Regions from separate parts of the Homo sapiens genome. Here region 2 is linked to region 1. A link is an interaction called in ENCODE POLR2A ChIA-PET data of the cell type or tissue named here. Cell type or tissue: OCI-LY7. All regions are shown on one strand. Links, peaks and the distances in the headings refer to the core of each region. The heading gives the core; the rest is flanking DNA.

Region 1 (10,779 bases), core at 1,840-9,839:
AATATTCACATTTCCTTTCTTTTGTCTCTCAAATGTTGTTGTAAATGAAATTATGTCAGAGTAAAACACTAATAAACCAAAGTGGGTTGTTTTTGTTTTGTTTTTTTTTTTCCTACTATGGAGAGCAGCCAGTCAGCTTTACTCCAGCTAGATGTGGTTTGCTAACCCTGGTTTAAAAAGCAGTGCAGGTATGTAGTCATTTACTTTCAGCCTGCAAGTCCTTTTGATAAAAGAAGCCCTTTGCAAGAAGCATTTCTCGCCTGTCCTTATAAATCAAATAAATAAAAATAAAAATTTCTGCCAAGCCATATGCTTCTGTTTCTCTCCTTCAACTGGCCTAAAATAAAAAAGATTACCCTTCTCTGTTCTTTTTCCTATCCCTCTACTTGAGGGGAAAAAAAGAGCTAGAGAAAGAAAAAGAGAGAGAGAAATCAAACAACGTCTAAACAAATCAATCCAACATTTCCAAGGGCTTTTGACCTGCAGCAATGTCAATCTCGTCTTTTTTTCCCTTTCCTTCTTTGAATCAACATAACCTATGATTCTGATCACTCCAATATGTCAGTGCCTGCTGAGGGCACATTTTATTGTTCACAAAGCCCCAGACAATAATGAAAAATAAGCAAGAAAATGATAAATTCATCAAAGTTGTGAGAATATTCGAGGAAAAAAGGAATTTCCTGAGGTAACTGTCCTTGACCCGGCTCTTTAATCGAGTGAAATTTCATCACTTTATCTAATATCATGCTTCATGCTTCAGGCTCCCAGCAATACTATTTTAGTGTGGTCTAATGGGCAGCTGACACATCCACTCAGCACCAGACTGCATAATATGTGCTGACACACTGTGTGGCAAGCTGCCTTGCAGGGGCTGTTTATTTGAGACTCGCCAGGAAGAATGTCATCACAAAAAGGTTCTTTATAATTCCGGGCTCAGCTTTCCGGGACTGGGTGGACTTCCCACTTTAAGAGGTCTGGGAGCCCTTGCAGGAAGGCAGGCAGTGATTTGGGTGGCTGTGCACATTTGACTTTAGGTGAGAGGTTGGGAAAGCCCCGGTTATGGTTGTCTGAAACCTGAATCTAGATAGTGTAATGAAGAGTGTCATTCTAACGGCTTTTCAGGCTGCTCTTCTCAGAACCTCTGATTCAATTTGATATTCTGAGGTTAACGTACTGTATTGGGCCTGAAAACAGGAATGCACATGAAAAGCTTTTATACTTATTCAGTTCAGTAAGCATGGCAAACTCATCAACAGCTATTTGTACACTGTAGGCATGATGGGACTTACTTTGATGTTCTGATTTATGCTTGCTATTTTCCCCTCAGTATTACTTTGGAGTTGAAATGCACTTAAAAAAAAAGTCAGCTTTTGACATAATAGCTAAGGATATTATCATAAATGAAGCAACACACACATGCACACACAAATATAGAAATGCCACAATCTTTGACTCTAAATTTCCAATGTAGACAAACTTCAAATTTTTAAAAAATATAAAGGAGACTAAAGATAACTAGATGAAATGTGGGACCCCGGACTGAATTCAGTGCTACAGAATGGAAAAAATGCTATCAAGGACATTATTAGGACAACTGACAAAACATGAACTGTAGATTAAAGTATTGTATCAATGATAAGTTTCCTGAATTTAATTATTTGTTGTGGTTATGTAAGAGAATGTGTTTTCTTAGACAATTCACAGTGAATTAAAGGTACTAAAGAGTATGAGGCATGATGCATACAAATTACTCTCAAAGGGTTCAGAAAAATTTAATTAGAGAAAGAGGGAATGACAAAGGATATGTGGCAAAATGTTAAACATTAGTGAATTAGCAGAGCAATGCAAAGTAATTCTTGTCGAGAGGCAGTAAATAAATTCTGTCAAGTAGAGGTTGTCTTCCTTCCATTTCTGCAGAAGAAGCTAGCTTGCATCCATATGCAAATGTATTTTGATATTCCTGATCTATAAATGAACCTTTGAACTAGCTGTAATATTTGCCTGTTTCCCTCACTAATGATGAGCTAAAACCTCTAGCACGTGTTCCTTCAAAATAAAATTGGTGAATCCAAATAAAGTCCTTAATTCTCTAAACCAGTCTTGTGACACTTTCATAAGTCCAAAATCATTGCAAAATAAATATTTTCTAAAATTACTATTCACAGCAAATAACGATGGGTGGGGAACTGGTGTAAGAATAAATACCTGCTGCATGTGCACGTATTAAATAGAAATGTGCTTTACAGGGAGATAATGTGCTTACCCCAAAATTGTGGCACCAGTAAGGTTAAGCAAGCTATGGTCAGTCTAATGCTACCACGACTCTGACCATAATGGAGTTCTGTGATTTGTGGCCTCATTAGAACCCTGGGATGGCTATTTAGATCTCCATGTATGCTATGCCTTGCTTCACCTCACAACCTTTATATTTAAGAAACTGGAGTACAGTAGCTTTACATTTCCCAGAAAGATCAAATTTAATCTCAAATGGAGTAAGACATTTCTATCTTATGGGAAGTAAGAAGTCACACTGGGACTGGCCTAGTGATCCCCACAGTCTATCTAGGGAGGAAGAGTCTTTTGTCACAAAATACTGGTAGTTGCAGTTAGGGAGGAAGAGCATGGTGGGGTGGGATGTAAAAGCAGCAAAGACATCTGTCCATCAAAAGGTTGAAAGCAGGGCATTTCTTCAGTGGTGAAATAAGAACATTGCTCTGTCTTACAAATTCCAACATTTACACCACAAACATTTTTCCCTTTAAGCAGGAGTGCTTTAGTAAGACCGATCAAATATCCCTTCCTCAGTGATTTACAGCTTTGCTTTTTTCTAGAAAGCAATTAGTACTAGTAGCAGTATAATAGGAGCCATAATGATAATAGTCTTTATATTAGATTGAGCCCTTACAATGTGCCATATACTCTGTCAACAATATCACATTACCCCTTCATTCTTCACAGTTCTCTGAACCAGATATTATTAGCCCCATTTCGCAAAGCAGTAAACTGAGGGACAGGGAGGCTAAGTGATTTGTGACACCAAGAGCTAAGCAGTGGCAGAGTTAGATTTCATATTAGGTTAAGTCTGGTTCCAAATCCAGAATGCTTGCATTTACACTACACAATCTCTAGAACACAGACTTGATGAAAACAAGCTTACACATTACTTTATTAAAAGCTCATTGGGCCAGGCATGGTGGCTCACGCCTGTAATCCCAGCACTTTGGGAGGCTGAGGCAGGTGGATCACCTGAGGTCGGGAGTTCTAGACCAGCTTGACCAACACGGAGAAACCCCATCTCTACTAAAAATACAAAATTAGCCGGGAGTGGTGGCGCATGCCTGTAATCCCAGCTACTTGGGAGGCTGAGGCAGGAGAATTGCTTGAACCCGGGAGGCGGAGGTTATGGTGGGCTGAGATTGTGCCATTGCACTCCAGCCTAGGCAACAAGAGCGAAACTCAATCTAAAAAAAAAAAAAAAGAAAAGAAAAAAAAATGCTAATTGAAGAAAACAATATAAATTAGGTGCTCACAATATGGTACTGTTCATGTCATGGCCATGGTGATCAATGGTCTTGTGGAACATCATGCCAATGAAATAACTAGTTTAAATAAAGCAGGTAAATTATTTTGAGCGAAGACTGCAAAGCGGGTCTATTTCCTTTTATTTCCTTAGATTAGCTAAAGTTACTAAGAACAGAAAAAAGGAACTACTCCTTAATTTTCCATTTTGAAGATTTTTTTTTTTTCCTTGAGATGGAGTCTCGCTGTCGCCCAGGCTGGAGTGCAATGGCACCATCTAGGCTCACTGCAACTTCCGCCTCCTGGGTTCAAGCGATTCTCCTGCCTTACCCTACGGAGTAGCTGGGATTACAGGCGTGCATCACCACGCCTGGCTAATTTTTTGTATTTTTAGTAGAGATGGGTTTCACCATGTTGGCCAGGCAGGTCTCGAACTCCTGACCTCACGATCTGCCTGCCTTGGCCTCCCAAAGTGCTGGGATTACAGGCATGAGACACCGCGCCTGGCCCATTTTGAAGATTTTAATACTCTACTTGGAGAGACCTTGTATTTCCTAAAACTATAAAACAAAACTGTCAAATTATGATAAATTTTTTAATGCAAGCATCAAATGTTGTTGTTTTAGTAATGGTAATAAACGATATCAACATTTTTTCTAGTAACAGCAATAATTTTTCTAAAGGGGAAAACTTTAATTTATAATGGCTTTTGCTAGCCAAATCATGGCTAGAAGTATTTGGGGTCTGATATTTTAAGTAAATTGATTGTATCTCAAAATTAATCCTGTCCACCATTTTATGTGACGGCCAATTTTCCTTAATTACAGGAAAGTATCAAGTCTCGTCAATGAGGTTTAAAAAGGTATGAAAGAACATAAGTCAAATAAAATGGTGACTTTAGATATTATTTCATTTGTTGTCTGCCTGTTGGGTCCTTCATTCAGCTAAGAGACAAACATTTATTAAATGTGTTTTGATTCTTGCTCTCAATAATCTTAAAATTCAAAGATCAGATACAAATAAACAGTTAGCTGTAACAGAGGGCAAATGAAAGTACCCAATAGAGAATGTAACAAATAAAAATTACTTTTTTTGGAAACCGTTTCTCACTCTACATGATTCTGCCTGTTCATCACATGACCCTACCTCCTTCATCATAGAGACAAGCTTATGACCCAGACTGGCCAATCCGATAACCCAGGCTTCCCAGAGACAATGATAGCCCCAAGGTAGACACATGTCCCACCTCCAAACAATCCAAGTCATATGACGAGTTGATATAAATGCTGTGAAAGAGGATTTCTCTCCTTCGGAGATTGAGAGCTAAAAATACTATGTAAATCTGGAGCTTCTGAGAACCGCTTTCCCATCATATATGAGTGTAGGGTCTGCTTAAGACTGAACCCAACATGGAGAAAATCAGAGCCAGGAAATATAATAAGGGACAGATCGCTGAGAACATTAGCCAGGCACTGAATTCAGCCAGCCGAACTACTGGATTTTCAGTTACTTGAGCCAATAAATACTTCTTTTATTTACTCTCATTTGTATCTTTCATTGAAAACTAAATTGCCTCTCCAATACCAAGATGATGCCTGAATGGAGAATGATTGAAGTGTAAAACTTTTTCCATCTCTAACATCATATTAATTTACTTCACGTAGGGGATAGAGGAAAGAACAATTACCTTCAGCTGAGTAATACACTCAGGGTTTCATGGAGGAAGTGATATTTGAGTTGAGCTAGGATTTCCAAAACTGTAAAAGCAGAGTAAGGACTTTTGGGATGAGGAATTAACATGAACAGAGACAAAGAAATGTGAAACTATCCAGTGCATTTGTGTAACTCATTGGTACAGAAATATAACAAGGAAGGGAGGAGAAGTTGAGACTGAGATGGTATTTGAGAAGTCAATGATAAAAGATCTTGAATATTTACCAGGTACTCCAAACTTTTGTTATATAAGCAAATACAAACCCCTGAAGGGTTTGGAAGAAAAAAACAATTCAGGATGTATCGTATTTCCTGGGAAAATAATCCTGCTAACAGCCTAAAGAAATAATTAAATTAGTGAAGATTGGAACGGAAGGCAACCTAGGACCTAGTGACAGGCTTGGTGAGAGGTGTTAAGGACATAATGAAAGTGCCTAGAGGGATGGATAAAAGCAGATATATTCAAGAGACATTTTAGAAATAAAATTAATAGAGCAGGGTAACTAATGTTAAACCTTTTAAATGATAATATCTGCCAAGAGATAATTTTAAAAAAGAAATTGTGATCTGACGAAGTTTTGAGCCAACAGTTTTTAATGGTTCAAAACACGATCTTTCAGGCAAAGTGGAACTAACCTTTGAGAAATGCTTAGAAATGATCCAAAACAGGCAGATGTACTACGCTCACTCTAGTATCAGGAAGTGAAAGAATTTTACTTCTAAGTTTTGACTTTATAACACATTTTAAACTGCAGACAAATGAGCTGGCATAATGATAGAGTCACAAAATGAATTGCAAGTTGAATGTTAAATGATGCTTGCTTCCTTTGGGTTTTCGTGTGGTCGGGCTTAATCTCAGGACAGCAACCAAATGCGGGTGCAGACTGTCTTCATTTCCTTCCTTCCTCCCTTCTCTTTTCTTCCTCTGGCTCTCTTCCTTTTTTCTTTTCTCTTTCTTTCTCAGTCCATCCTCTTACTCCTCCATTATTATTAAATTCTTAGCTAGATTTAGACAGAAAACTTTTTATTTTCATAGTGGAAATTAATCAGCATGCTGTTTTAAAGCAACACAAGAAAAATTAGTAAAGCTTTCCCTGACTTTAAGAGTGGGTGACCTTTTCAGTTTTAATGCAGCAAATATTTATAGAGTGCTAACAATGTGGCAAGCACAGGGCCGAGTGTAGTCATTGTCTCCAAAGTCTCAGTGCCCAGAATCTTTGCTTAGAGAGTGGTGACTCATCAAATTTAATAATTAGAAATTTTCTATTTCAGCGAAATTACACTTCTAATCATAATACGAAATTTTAGGATGATTTTCTTTCCTGAATTGACTATATTATCATTTGAATTCAAATAGGGAGTATGGCAACATTCCAGAAATTTCCATAATAATTTTTCTAAAGGTATATGCAAATGTTGATTTCAAGTTGTAACCCCTGGGATCGGGGGTGGTGCTTCATAGCCGGTCTTAACTTTCAGGTGGCTGGTAAGCATTCATCGGTCATATTTAGTTAGGCATTGAACTTAACAAACTGTAGTATTCATTACTTAGTATGAAATAACAAGTACTCAGGGCGGGCATGGGGGCTCACGCCTGTAATCCCAGCACTTTGGGAGGCCAAGGCGAGCAGATCACCTGAGGTCAAGAGTTCAAGACCAGCCTGACTAACATGGTGAAACCCCGTCTCTACGTGGCACATGCCTGTAATCTCAGCTACTGGCAGGGCTGAGGCAGAAGAATTGCTTGAACCCGGGAGTCAGAGGTTGCAGTGAGCTAAGATCATGCCATTGCACTCCAGCCTGGGCAACAAGAATAAAACTCCGTCTCAAAAAAAAAACAAACATAAAACAAGTGCTCATGTCAGGGAGGGACAGCAAGTGGTAACTACAGGATGACTGAAGTTGAAGGGAGAACAAAAAGGAAATCTAGTTGTCAACACCAGAAATCAGTTGGCAACCATCACCCATTAGCTACCTCAGTGATTTTTTTTTTTTTTTTTTTTTTTTTGAGACAGAGTCTCGCTCTGTCGCCCAGGCTGGAGTGCAGTGGGGAGATCTCGGCTCACTGCACCCTCCGCCTCACATATTTAAGCATTCTCTGCCACAGCCTCTGGAGTAGCTGGGATTACAAGCGCCCACCACCATGTCCGGCTAATTTTTGTATTTTTAGTAGAGACGTGGTTTCACCATCTTGGCCAGGCTGGTCTTGAACTCCTGACTTCGTGATCCACCTGCCTCGGCCTCCCAAAGTGCTGGGATTACAGTGATATTTTTAACTGTACCTAAATCTAATAGCATTTTTAAAAAATAAGAATTAAAATTTTCTTAACTCATAGCATCTTTTCAGGTAAATACCACATACTATTATTATTACTCTAAGTAATCATCTAGGAGTTTAAACTTCACACAGATAATGTTTTCTTCATCTTCAAAATGCAAAGAGGAAAAAAAATGAATTCCTGTAATCATCTTCAAGTTCTCCCTCAAAAAAATGTGGGAAGCTGGGATACAAGCCAAGAGAAAAATCCCATTTTAGAACTTCAAGATCAAGTACCTAGGCCAAGGGTGAAAAAGGCATCCTTAAAGAGACCAAAGTCTTAGAAACCAGTTCTGAGAAATTTGTAAGTTTTCTTACAAAGTTGAACTTGGCCAGGCGTGGTGGCTCACGCCTGTAATTCCAGCACTTTGGGAGGCTGAGGCAAGAGGATCACTTGAGCCTAGGAGTTGGAGATCAGCCTGAGCAACATAGGAAGACCCTATCTCTACAAAAGATATTTTTTAAAAAACCAAAACACCTAGCTAGACCTGTTGGCACTTGCCTGTAGTCCCACCTACTCAGAAGAATGAGGTGGGAGTATCGCTTGGGCCCAGGAGTTCCAGGTGGCAGTGAGCCATAATCATGCCACTGCACTGCAGCCTGGGCAACAAAGTGAGACCCTGTCTCAAAAAATATGTACATATATATAAAAACAAAAAGTTGAACTCATCAAACTGTCCCAGATGAACAAACCAGTTAACACTATTAAAAACACTTTTCAATAAAATATAACTTCTAAATTATAAATTACAATGCCACACAGATTAATGCATTAATTAAAAAATGAAAGATATATGTCACTCAATCAAAATTCTTGAGTTTTCAGATCTTAAAGAAAATTATGTTCTTACAATTTCCTTTTTCAACTTCATAATCAAAAAACAGTTTAACAAAAGGCAGAGGAGAAATCTGTAACATGCATTAAACTTTCACTTTCATTAGCAAAACAAACATTGAACGAATGTGCTTTTACCACATCTGCTTAACCTTGAAGACTCTGTATTTTTTTCACTCTTCTTCTGGAAGTTTTAAATGGCAAAAACATTCCTGGTTTCATTTGCAGTCTGAATGAGTAATTTCAATGATAACAATGACATTTGAAATATTTGTGGTTTTGTGCAGCCTTTCCTCCAGGAATAATAAAAAAGCCAAGAACAGTGAATAATCCAAAGAAGACCTTCCTTAAGAATCATAGAGGAAAATAAAATCCTGTGCAAAAGTCATTTGTTTTGGCTGTGTAGCCCCATTCAGAGTGGAATTCATACTACCCAGACTTTTTTTTTGGACAATTAATTTATTAATAATAAATTTAATTAAACAATCAATGAATCAGTATTTAGGTCTCCATTTCTGAGCTGATAATATTTGTCCAGCAGTGGTTAAAGTCCAGTTGTTATTTGTTTAAATTTAGACTTATATAGGTTCTATATGTTCAAGGGATCTTTATCTTTTACTGTCCTCTCTGTTAGCCAACATTCGAGCATGGGAATTGGGGAGTGGTATGTGATGTTCTAGTTCAAAGGACTTTTTAGCCAAACTGAGCTTAAATATGTACATAGGCATATTTTAAGTTGAGTACACAGTATTAGCTGGTCTCTCAAGCTATATATTTTTAGATAAAAAGCACTTATACTAAATACAAATTCTTTCTGAACTAATCAGACCACCAACCACAATGTCAAAACGCTTTTAAAGAAACTTCACAAAAATACCAAGCTTAAATTGTCTCCTTTACTTGTAGCAAAATGAAATAAACAAAGAAAAAGGAAATTTCCCCCAAGCCAACACATAGACAGGAAAAGACTTCAGAAATCCAGGAGGAATGACAAACATTTTTAAAATAACATTGGATTTTAAATTAAAGTCTTAACTAAAAGTGTTCTAAAAATCAATGTGTTCCGCTTAAGGGAAAGAGGGAGGACTCCAACACACTTCTAAGCACACAGTAGGCACTCAAGAAATCACTGTTGATTGCTAGCAAAGCAGTGACAAAAATCTTGTGTTTTTCTAGAATAGAAGCTGAATCAAGGTTTTCTCTCTGTCTGGATAGTGTGGATGTTCCAGAGAGTGTAACGGTAAAAGGACAAGAAAGTAAGAAAGAAGCACTTAAGGGAGTGAAAGAGAGACTTTGGAATTAGCAAAGACAAGATCCGTTTCTCATTTCCCTATCCCTTCACAAAAGCAGGGGAGAGGGACTAGTTATCTCATCATTCTAATAAAGCAATTGATCTAGATATACTCTTAGAGGGCCATAAAGTGCCCAGTAGACAGCATTCAATCGATTCTCACTATACTGTTTTATAATTTTTTGAAAAAAATGATGGTATTTTCTCTATGTTCCTCATAGCATGGAGAAAGATCTAAGAAGGACCTAAGAGCTCCCTAATCAATTGGTCCTCATTGTTCCAGGAAGTTAATGGATAAGAGATTGCTTCCAGTTTTGAGGAATTATTGAGTCATTCAATTCTTTCACCTCTCCAGATCCTTCTCAATATCCAAAAGTAAATAAAATGCAGAGATAGTGGGACCACCAGAGGAACTCTCCTCACTGTTCCTTTAATATCCAGTTGAATGGCACTGTCTAGTCTCCAGGTAAATATCATTGCTCCATGCATGCACTTTAGCCATATGTGGAGAAGGTGTAACCCTGAGAAGGCTGAATAAGAGAGAAGCTAAATAATCACAGTTATAGACAACACAGAAGATTCTAGGTGGCACGTTCTTAAAAATCGAGGACTTTTTTTTTTCCAAGCTCACTGTTCAAGCAGGTAGACAATACATGCAGATTCATTGCACTCTAGACACAGCCACCAATGTTTCCCTGTCTTAAAGCGTTACCATTAAAAAGGAATTATCCTACTTAGGAAAAAAGGCTGTGTGTATTTAACTTGAAAACAAGATTTGACAAGGTGACCATCTGTTTTCTCTTTCCCACTTAATTACAAAAGGAATGGCACTTGAAGCCAACCAAAATACCCAGGGAGGAATTGGGATTATGACATATTCATTTTCTCTGCAAAGTGCAAACCTAACACTTGCTCATATGGCCACATTGAAGGGTAGCAGAATTAGCGCAGCTGCAACTGATCTCCCACCACAGCCACTGGGACTGAAGTTAGTTAACCTGAAAACCTGATGCCACTCAATGTAAGCACACTGAAGGGCACCCAAACCATTGGTAAAACCTCCCCTTGGGGAGGAACAAATGCTCCACTGGATAACACCTCATT
Region 2 (10,779 bases), core at 1,623-9,622, 290 kb before region 1:
GTAGGCCATATAGTCTCTATTCCAACAACTTAATTCTGTCATCATTATGTGAAAGCAGACATAGAGATATGCAAGCAAATAAGCATGGCTGTGTTCCAGTAAAACTTTATGTACAAAAGCAGGCAGTCACTAAATTCGGCTAACAGGCAACAATATCCCAACCCTTTTTTTTTTTGAACAACAACAACAACAACAACAAATATTACTACTGCTACTGCTACTACTAATACTATGTGAGATGCTTACTATGTGCCAGGCACTATCCAGACATTGTTTCCATTTTTAATTTTTTTCATAACACTATGAGGAATATACCATTATTAGCCCTTTTTTACAGAGGAGGAAATAGGCTCAGAAAGTTTATCTTGCTCATAGTCAAACAGTTCATCAGTGTCTGGCAGGATTTATGCTCAGGCAATTTGGCTCCAGAGATTGAATACCCTTAATCACAGGCCGTGTTGCCTCTAGAGGGGCAGTGGAGGGGAGGCTATTCTAACTGTCTGTTCACCCCCATCTTGTCCTAAAAGGACATCCTAAAAGTGGCTATGTTTTTCTGTATCTTGATTTACCTTTGAGGATAAGCATCTGCATGTCTACTATTTGCACCTATGTATGTGCTCAAAGACATTGCACTTCTTAAATGGTCCAAAATTCCCTGCTGCATCTGGCCTGGGTCCAGCAATCCAGTGTTGTACCAAGTTCTCTCTTTTTCTCTGCATTCCATCCCACCAGAGTTCCTTCCTTTTCTTGAAGATTTCCATTCTGCTTCTTGCCTTAGGCATTTGATATGGTGTTTTCTCTGCTCGGATTATTTTTCCCCTCCTCTTCCTTGCTCTACTTACCTCTGATTCACCCTTCAAATCTTAATCATCCTATCTTCACAAAAGCCTCTCTGATCCTGCATCTTGATAGCAGTAAGTGACCATCTTTCACAGAATACTGCATAGTTTACAATTTTACATTCATTTATATGATAATTTGACAAATATTTTTTCCTGCACTAAAACAGACCTCCTCACTGTTGGAATTTCAGGCTAAACAAGTCTTTGTTTTGAGGGAGGCGTGTGCAATACTGTGCATTGTATGATGTTTCGCAGCATCCTTGCCCTCTACTGGCCTCTACACACAAGATGCCAGTAGCACCACTCCCTCAAGTTGTGACAATTTAAAAAATATCACCAAACATTGCCAAATGTCCTCTGAGGGAGCAAAATCTTCCTCACTGCCCTAAATGAAATCACTGCCCTAAAATGAAAGCTTCGTGAGAAGAGAAGCTCTGCTGGTTATCTTCCGTTTGCCACCCACCCTTATCCACAGTCCACCCTTATCCACTGTCCAACCTTCTCCACCCTTCTCTCTGCCCCAGAAGCTGCTGATTCACATGCACTCTATCAACAGGCTTCATTGTCCTCTTGCTTCCAGTTGGGTGTGATCAATGTGAGGCATTCTCAGGAGACTGGAGGACAAGGACAAAGTGAGATGGAGATAAGTGTCCTAGTTATAGTGGGTTATCATGGTTAGATGGCACACTTGTATCCAATGCCTCTGTTTCTGTCAGTTTCTCAAAGCAGCTACTTTTCCTGGTAACCATTTTCCACTGTAACTGCCTTAGAACCCAACACCGTGCCTTGCTGGTTTCCTGAAATCCTGCCCATACCTATGTAAATAATTCTTCTCAAAGAAGATCTACTCAAATTGTTCATTTGGAGTGTACCTTCTCTTTCTTGCTGAGACTCTGACTGATACAAAGACTATACATATATTTCTCATCATTGAATGTGCAGTGTTAATTGCAATAAGCTCCCAGTATAAATATGTCATATGAATAAGCGAAATGGCAACTGTTTATTCTCCTTCCTCTGACCTTCTGCCCTTATCCACCTCAATGTTTCACTGGACCCAAACTCAAGAGTCCTTACCTGGTATAATTCACGGGCTCCAAATTAACCGAGGTCTTCCAAGACATACTCAAAATTAACCCACATAGCCTAATACCTATTTCTAATTCCTGCTATGCCTAATTCTGTAACACACCGTTACCTCTACTCTTTCTCTTCTTAGAATCCTTCCTGCCAATAGGTCAAATTCTTTGTTGAGTTTTGCTACACTACCTAGCCTGATACCAATTATGGTCAACCAAATGCATTCAGGTAAAGTTTTGTCTTATAAACTAATAACATTTAATACCATATCTATAAATTAATAGGAAGACTCACTTTCAGGTATGACTCTGATTTTTTCAAAAATTACGAAGGTAAAACCATTCATCGCTTCTGCCCCATTTCAGAAGACTGCTGGTTCACTAGATACTGTGATAATATTTTTTCACCTAAAATAGTTCCAACTCAAGCAACATTTCATGTATATTTCACAAATCCAGCTGCTCATCTCTGGAATAAATAACATTTGTTTTAGAGAAAAAGCAAATACAGACAAGAAGCTAAGTAATTAAGAATTTATTATAAGTGTTTAGATTTCTCCCAAATTCTCAATTCCCAAGCTTTCATGTGTATGCGTGCTTTCTTGACTCACAAATTCTGATCTTCTCCTTCTACTGTCCTTTTCTTGAGAATCAACGAAAGACAAGTCCTAACAACATTTTACTAAATAGGACAAGTAGTTTTTCTATGTTCACATGGAAGGCTATAGTTTTTAATTCTTTAGTTTTTTTAGCTAAAAAAAAAACACCGTTATTTAAATATATCAAGATGTTTAAAACAAGCCTTACTTTTTCTGAAAAGTCACAGAGCTTACAATTTTTTTTTTTTTTTTTTTTTTTGAGACAGAGTCTCACTCTTTGGCCCAGGCTGGAGTGCAGTGGCACGATCTCAGCTCACTGCGAGCTCCACCTCCTGGGTTCATGCCATTCTCCTGCCTCAGCCTCCCTAGTAGCTGGGACTACAGGCGCCCGCCACCACGCCCGGCTAATTTTTTGTATTTTTTTTTTAGTTGAGACGGGGTTTCACCGTGTTAGCCAAGATGGTCTTGAGCTCCTGACCTCGTGATCCGCCCGCCTTGGCCTCCCGAAGTGCTGGGATTACAGGCGTGAGCCATTGCGCCAGGCCTCATTTTTGTATTTTTAGTAGAGACAAGGTTTCACCATGTTGGTCAGGCTGGTCTCGAATTCCTGACCTCGTGATCTGCCTGCCTCGGCCTCCCAAAGTGCTGGGATTACAGGCATGAGCAATCCCGTCTGGCCTCAGAGCTTACAATTTTATTGATAAAGACAAAATCTTTTTATATCTGTAGGCTTTTCTTCTTCTTTTCTTTTTTTTTTTTTTTTTTTTTTGAGACAGGGTCTTGCTCTGTTGCCCAGGCTGGAGTGCAATGGTGCAATCTCACTTCACTGCAACCTCTGCCACCCAGATTCAAGCAATTCCCCTGCCTCAGCCTCCCAAGTAGCTGGGACTACAGGCACCCACCACCACGCTCAGCTAATTTTTATATTTTCAATAGAGACGGGGTTTCACCATATTGGCCAGGCTGGTCTCAAACTCCTGACCCTGTGATCCGCACGCCTTGGCCTCCCAAAGTACTGGGATTACAGGTGTGAGCCACCGCACCTGGCCTATCTGCAGTCTTTTAAGAAAATGTAGAAAAATGAGTGTAAGAAAGACAAGTACTCCTAGTTCTTCTACAGAGAAGGGAGAGGAAGCTACTAGTTCCTGGAAAATAAAGTCTAGACTAACTTCATTGCTTTGTTTTTCTTGGGAAGAAACTTGTTTGTGCCTATCTTTATTATACTCTTTCCTAGTCTCTCTTACACTCTATGACAAGAGGTCATTCCAGAGTAATTTACATGAGAAAATGTGATTACTATAAAGTCAAATGTAAAAAATAGAAATTATGTAAAAATGTAAAATAAATAGTGGCATAAAGAAATTGTACTGTGGAAAAATGAAAATAGTAACATTGGCATGGCAGTTTTGTGGAGAGTCTATTATTTAAAAACTCAATATTTTAACAATAAATTAAAGGGAAAAGCATAAGAAAGGGAAAGTTTCTTCTGTAGACTTTAAACTCATTATGGATATTGTATTAGTCCAGCTTCACACTGCTTAAAGAACTACCTGAGACTGGGTTATTTATAAGGAGAAGAGGTTTAATTGACTTACAGCTCCTCATGGCTAAGGAAGCCTCAGGAAACTTACAATCATGGGAAAAAAGGAAGGGGAAGCAAGGTACGTCTTACCATGGTGGCATGAGAGAGAGAGAGGACAAAGGGGGAAGTGCCACAGATTTTCAAACAAACCGATATCTTGAGAACTCACTATCACCAAAACAGCAAGGGGGACGTCTACCCCATGATTCAATCACCTCCCACCAGGCCCCTCCCCCAACACATGGGGATTACAATTCAAGATGAGATTTGAGTGGGGACACAGAGCAAAATCATATGAGGTATGATCTATTTGATTTTGTGGCCCTTGAACTTGGTTTATAGCAGGCTCTCAATAAACATTTTGTAAATATGAAATGAAGGTTATCCCACTTTGGTAAGAGTAAGATCATTTGAACCATCAGGAACAAAGTAAATAGAGACAATAACTTTATTTCCTTTGGATCATGGGCTACTTTTGTGCATTCTACATAATTCAATAACCAATAACTTTTTTTAAAATAAAGACATCAAATTAAGCTCCTCAAAAAACGTTTTTGACTGGCTTCTGTGCATGAAATGAATAAATTAACTAAGATACTCTTTAAAGTCCCCTGGATATTGTCATGATTAAAAAGGAGCAAGTTTGGCTACCCTAAAGAGATGAATAAATTTAGATAAGATGTAGACTAAAGTTTCACATCTTCTTAACTTGAAATATAGATAAAAATATAAAGAGAAGACAGGGCCTTCTCTAGAATATGTCTTGAAGTGAATCCAAGTTTTCTTCCTTCTTTCTGTGACAGTAAAATAAATAATTTGGGGTTTGAGGAAATGATGAAACACATTTTTTAAATTTCCAAAAGTATTTTTATATAAAGTTTCAAATGTACAGTAAAGTGGAAAGAATTTAACAGTGAACACCCATATACCTACCACCTAAATTCTACCATTAACTTTTTGCTATATTTACTTTACTACAGATCTATCCATTCACAGATACATATCTATCCATCCAACCATCAATCATCTCATATTTTAGTGAAACTGCAAGTTCAACACATATATTTCTAACAACAGTTTAATTAATTTTTCAGTAGTTTTCTTCTTTTGAAATTAAATGTACACATAGCGAAATGCAAAATTCTTAAGTGTGTATCCACTGAGTTTTGATTTACATCTTGGTATTTTAAACCCCTATCAATATATAACAGTCCATCATTCCAGAAAGTTTCTCACCCTCCCTCTATAGAAATACTCATCCCCCCTCTAACCCTGAGATGCCTATTGTTCTGATATTTTCTCCCTTTGTTCTAGTGCTTTGTAAAGAAAATCATATGGTAGCTTTTTCTAGAAATTTATATTAACGGAATCATAACATAGGCACTCTTGTCTGTATGATTTGTTACCTTCAGGATAATGTTTTTGAAATTCACCATGTTGTTGCATGTAACAACATTATTTTTCCTTTTTTAGTGTTGAGTAGTGTATTCTATTTTATGAATACATCACAGTTTATTGACACTGCAGCCATTTCCCATTTGGGGCTTTTATGAATAATACTGCTATGACTACTCATGTATAACTTATTTTATGGACATATATTCTCATTTGTTTTGGGTAAAAATGGAATTGCTTGGTCATAAGGTCGATAAATGTTATAATTTATAATAAACAGCCATCTATTTTCTTAAATAGATCCTACCATTTTATATTCTCTCAACAATTTATGAAAGTTTCATTTGTTTCATATCCTCACTAACATCCAGTGTTGCTATTCTTTTTCATTTAAAATTAGTTACCTGCATACATAAAAAGATTAATTTAGACCCTTCACATAAGACACAAAAATTAACTCAAAGTGGATCATAGACCTGAATGTTACTTCTAAGACTATACAACTTTTAGAAGAAAACACAGGAGAAAATCTTTTTGACCCTGAGGGTTAGGAAAAGATTTCTTAGATACAATACATAATAGTATCTTATAATACCTAGAAAAGCATGGCTTATAAACAAAAAAAATTTTAATTGACTTTATCAAACTAATAAACTTCTGTGCTTCAAAATTATTAAGAATATGAGAAGATAAGCCAGACACTTGGATGAAATATTTGCAAATCCTGTGTCTCATAAAAGACATGTATCCAGAATATATAAAGAACACTGACAATTCAATGATAATAAAGTTAGTGGCCCAATTTAAAAAATGGGCAAATAACTTGAATAATTATTGTTTCAAAGAAGATACACAAATGGCAAGCAAGCATGTGAAAAGATATTCAATGCCATCTGTCATTAGGAAACACAAATCAAAACCACATTGAGATATCACTTCATACCCACTAGATGGCTATAGTAAAAAAGATAATAAGTATTATTGAGATATGAAGACACTGCAACATTGGATATAGAAATGTAAAATGGTACAACCACTTTGGAAAACAGTTTGGCAGTTTCTTAAGGTGTTAAACATAGATACAACAAACAATATGACAATTCCACTCTAAGAAATGAAAACGTGTATTTACAAAGGCTTACACATAAATGTCCATAGCAACATTATTAGTAATAGCTAAAACATAAAAATACCCAATATTCATCAACGGGTGGATATATAAACAAGATAAAGTATATTCATATTGTCAAATGCTATTCAGCAATAAAAAGGAATGAACTGCTGATCACATAGCTATGATATAGATGAATCTCAAAATTATTATGTTAAGTAAAAGAAGCTAGGGACAAAAGCTACATATTGTACAATTATATTTATACCAAATGGTCAGAAAAAGTAGATCTATAGAGATAGAAAGTAGATTAGTGGTTGCCTGGAACTGGGGGTTGGAATAAAAATAACTACAAATTAGTATGAGGTATATTTTTGAGGTGGTGAAAATGTTCTAAAATTGGATTTTGGTGATGGCTGCACAATTCTGTAAATTTACTAAAAATCATTAAGGTTTACATTTTAAATGGATGAATTTTATGATATGTAAATCATGTCTCAATAAAGCTGCTTTAAAAAAATGTTTCCACAAAGAAAACTGCAGGTCCAGATGGCTTTCCTGTGAATTCTACCAAACATTTGAGAAAGAAACACCACCAATATTACAAAAACTCTTACAGAGAATATAAACATAGGAAATGCTTTTTAAATAGTTATTTGTAGGCCTGAAAAGAGCATAACAAGATGGGAAAATTACGGGCCAATTCCATGAACATGGATACAAAATTTCTAAACAAAAATTAATAAATTGACTCTAACGTTAGATAAAAATAATAATATATCACAATCTAGATGGGTTCATGTCTAGTAATAACTGAAAATCATTCCATGTTTTGGAGGATGCAAAAAATTAATAAAATTCAATGTCCTTTCATGATAAATGAAGAAAGCCCTCTTAGCAAACTAGTAATGGAAGAAGCTTCCTTAATCCATTAAAAAGTATCTATAAAAACCTTATAGCAAACGTAGAGCTCAATGATGAAATACTGAAAGCTAGTCACCTGAGATTATGAAGGAGATGAGAATGCCTAGTATTGTAATTTCTAGTTAACATTGACCTAGAGATTTTAGCGGGTGATGTTAGGCAAGAAAAGAAATAAAAGGTATAAATAAAGGTTTAAATAAATGAAGACTGGGAAGCTGTCATTATTTACAAGTGATTGTGTATGTAGAAGGACCCAAATTAGCATTAATTTATGAATTTATCAAGGACAGTGGATAAAATCAGTATGTAAAGTGAGCATCAGTTTTGTCTCTGTATACCAGTAACCCAAAACTAGAAGATGGATTGTATAAAAGATACCATTTATAATAGCAAAGATTTCAAGGCACTTTGAGTGATAGCCAAAATAAATAACAGATAGCAGAATTATATTTAGTAGGACTTCAGATATCAACATTATCAAATGAAACTGTGAAATAACTGTATTTCTACATTCAAATAAAAATGACTTAAAATATAAGCAAGAAAAAAGACTATAAAAAGACAAAAGAGATATAAAAATTAATAATACTTATTTTGGAAGTTAAAAAATTGATATAAAAATGTTAACAGATAAATTAAATCATAGATTATACAGACTGAGATATTTAGTTTATGCAGAGATATAAATACTTTTTCTCTAAAATGTAACATAAAACAAAATCGATGAAAAATATTGAAAAGAAGTTAAGAAGCCAAGTGTGTTGGCTCACGCCTGTAATTCCAGCACTTTGGGAGGCCAAGATGGGAGGATGGCTTGAGGCCAGGAGTTCAAGACTAGGCTGGGCAGCATAGTGAGACCCGGTCTCTAAAATTAAAGAAAAAACTTGGCTGGGCATCATGGTGCTATGTCCCTGTAGTCCTAGCTGTTCTAGGGCTGAGATGTGAGTATTGCTTGAGCCTAGGAGTTCAAGGCTGCAGTAAGCTATGATCATGCCATTGCACTCCAGCCTGGGCAAGAGAGCAAGACCCTACCTCTAAATAAAATTTTAAAAAATACAAATAAAATAGAAATAATAAAGAAGTTAAGAGACATGGAGATCAGGATGAGGAATTCTGGAATGAGGAATGTAACTTTTGAAGAGATAGTACCTGAGAATTTTTCAGAACACTAGAAACACACTCTTAGGTATAGATATTCGTGAATATTAAAAAATATATAAAAAATATTTTTGAGTGAGCAAAAAAAAATTATGTTACAAATATATACATGTAGTTTGGTTTCACATGTAGAAACTTAAAAAGCACACAGAGCTAAATGATCTAACATTTAGGGACTCATCAAATATCATTAAACTATTGAAAAAAGCAAGAGAAGAGAAGATGCCATTCAGGGTAATCGTGATCTTTGAATGCTGAAGAAGAAATGGGAACCATCCACAGAGCTTTTTTAAAGAAAATCACTGATGTTCTACACATGAAGCTAGGTGGTACATACATGAATATTTGCATTGCTATTTGTATTTATATCCTTCAATATATATGAGCAGTTCCAGGCACTTCTCAGAATAAACTATGAATTGCTTTCTAAGATATGAATGCAAAACATAAATTAAAACAATAAGCAAGCATTTTCCCCCGTTAGATTCAGGCAAACATTTTAAAATGTGATAATATAGAGTTGACTAAAGCATAGGGAAACAGACATTCATACATTGCTGGCCAAAGTGTAAGTTGGTTCAAACACTTCATAGAGCATTTGATAGTATTGTCTGTAAAACAAAAAATATTACAACTCATGCCCACCTGTGGGTACTCATTTAAACAAACTATGGCACATCCATTCAATGTAACACTATGTAGTCACTAAAAATAATGAAGTAGGTCTATATGTGTTGATATAATGACCTCAAAGAAGTATTAGCCAGTAAAAATAGCAAGATATAAAACTGTGAATTTATAGTATGCTGCTATTTAAGTGAAAAGATAAATATATGTATTTTATGTTTGTAGAATCATGTAGTATTTCTAGAAGGATAAAATAAAAATAAAATAAAACAAAAATCTGGTAAAAATAGTTGATTCTGGGAACCAGTAGGATAGTGACACTCGGCTAGCAGGTTTACTGCCTTTTCACAATCATCTCTTTTTTTAACCTTCTGTATCTTTTATCACATGCTAAAAATTGCCTTTCAATTGGGAAAAAAAGACATTTTGTACAAAGATTCACATATGTACAGAGGTGTAGTATGAGCCTAATATGGAAGCAATCATGCTTGTCAAAGTCATTGTAACAATACCTTCTATATTTGGAATTTATTTGTAACTAAAGTAATAATTCCAAACCATTTATAATAACAAAAGTGACTTTTTATTTTATCAATATTTTACACTACTCAAGTGTTATCGTCAAGAAAAAAAACCATATTGCTTGAAATTTCTAGTGCTTCCTGGGTTTATCTTGCTCAGAAATAACAGGGGAAAATGCTGTTTCAAACATTAAAAAATAAAGGTTGGCTGAATCTCTTCTTTGAAATGTATAAACATAAAAGCAAAAAATGGAAATAATTTTAAGATACCTATTTTGGGATTCCTTCTCTAAAGTGGGGTGTGTTATTTAATTTCACTTTTTATCAGTTGTACATTTGGGGGTCAAACTTTCTACAATTCCATAATGGAAACTGCCACTCTATTTTCAGAGGCGCAGATGGTGGAAAAACATTTCACAAGTAAACCATTTTATTTGAGTGGAACTGAATTAGCTTTTCCAACCCACAATTTCCAAATACGATGTCAGAAATGAAATACACCCTTCTACACCCTAGTGATGTGGCTCTGGGAAAATCATGCCATCACTCAAAAATACAGACCTTTTTCTGCAAAATGAGGACCCCAATGCCTTTGTTATACTGATGTGAGGATTAAATCACATGGCATATTCCTCTGAAAGTACCTGCAGGCTGCCTGGCACACCTTGAGATACCCCTGCCTGGCTACTTCTCAGAATCACTGGCCAGCACCTAGCACTAATGCCCAGGCCTCATAGAGACCAATCAAATCAACATCCCTGGCCCTGGGCCCTGGCATCTGCATTTTTCCAAACTCCCTGAGTGATTCTCATATGCAGCTAGAGTTGAGAACCACAGACTTACACCGTACCAATTTCTATCATATCCATCAACTGTTAAAAACACTGACAATTTGACTGATAAAACACCGATGAAGTTGTAAAAATCCACAAGCAAACAAA

The links. ChIA-PET counts read pairs that join two places held together with the same protein. Peaks named below come from ENCODE experiments on the same cell type or tissue, not always from the same donor. Only the 100,000 strongest peaks of a DNase experiment are listed, where the experiment ranks them.
Region 2: POLR2A ChIA-PET joins it to region 1 with 5 read pairs; 2 of 35 experiments call an interaction of 5 or more read pairs at or near these places.

The regions. Positions count from the first base shown.
Region 1 is chr9:79,807,943-79,818,721 of GRCh38, reverse strand. No RefSeq gene overlaps it. Among named protein-coding and RNA genes, the nearest start is that of LINC01507, 11 kb to the left of the region's middle. In OCI-LY7, for the core only: no CTCF peak of the experiment used is centred there; a DNase peak (open chromatin) is centred at 5,941.
Region 2 is chr9:80,097,730-80,108,508 of GRCh38, reverse strand. No RefSeq gene overlaps it. Among named protein-coding and RNA genes, the nearest start is that of LINC01507, 280 kb to the right of the region's middle. In OCI-LY7, for the core only: no CTCF peak of the experiment used is centred there; no DNase peak of the experiment used is centred there.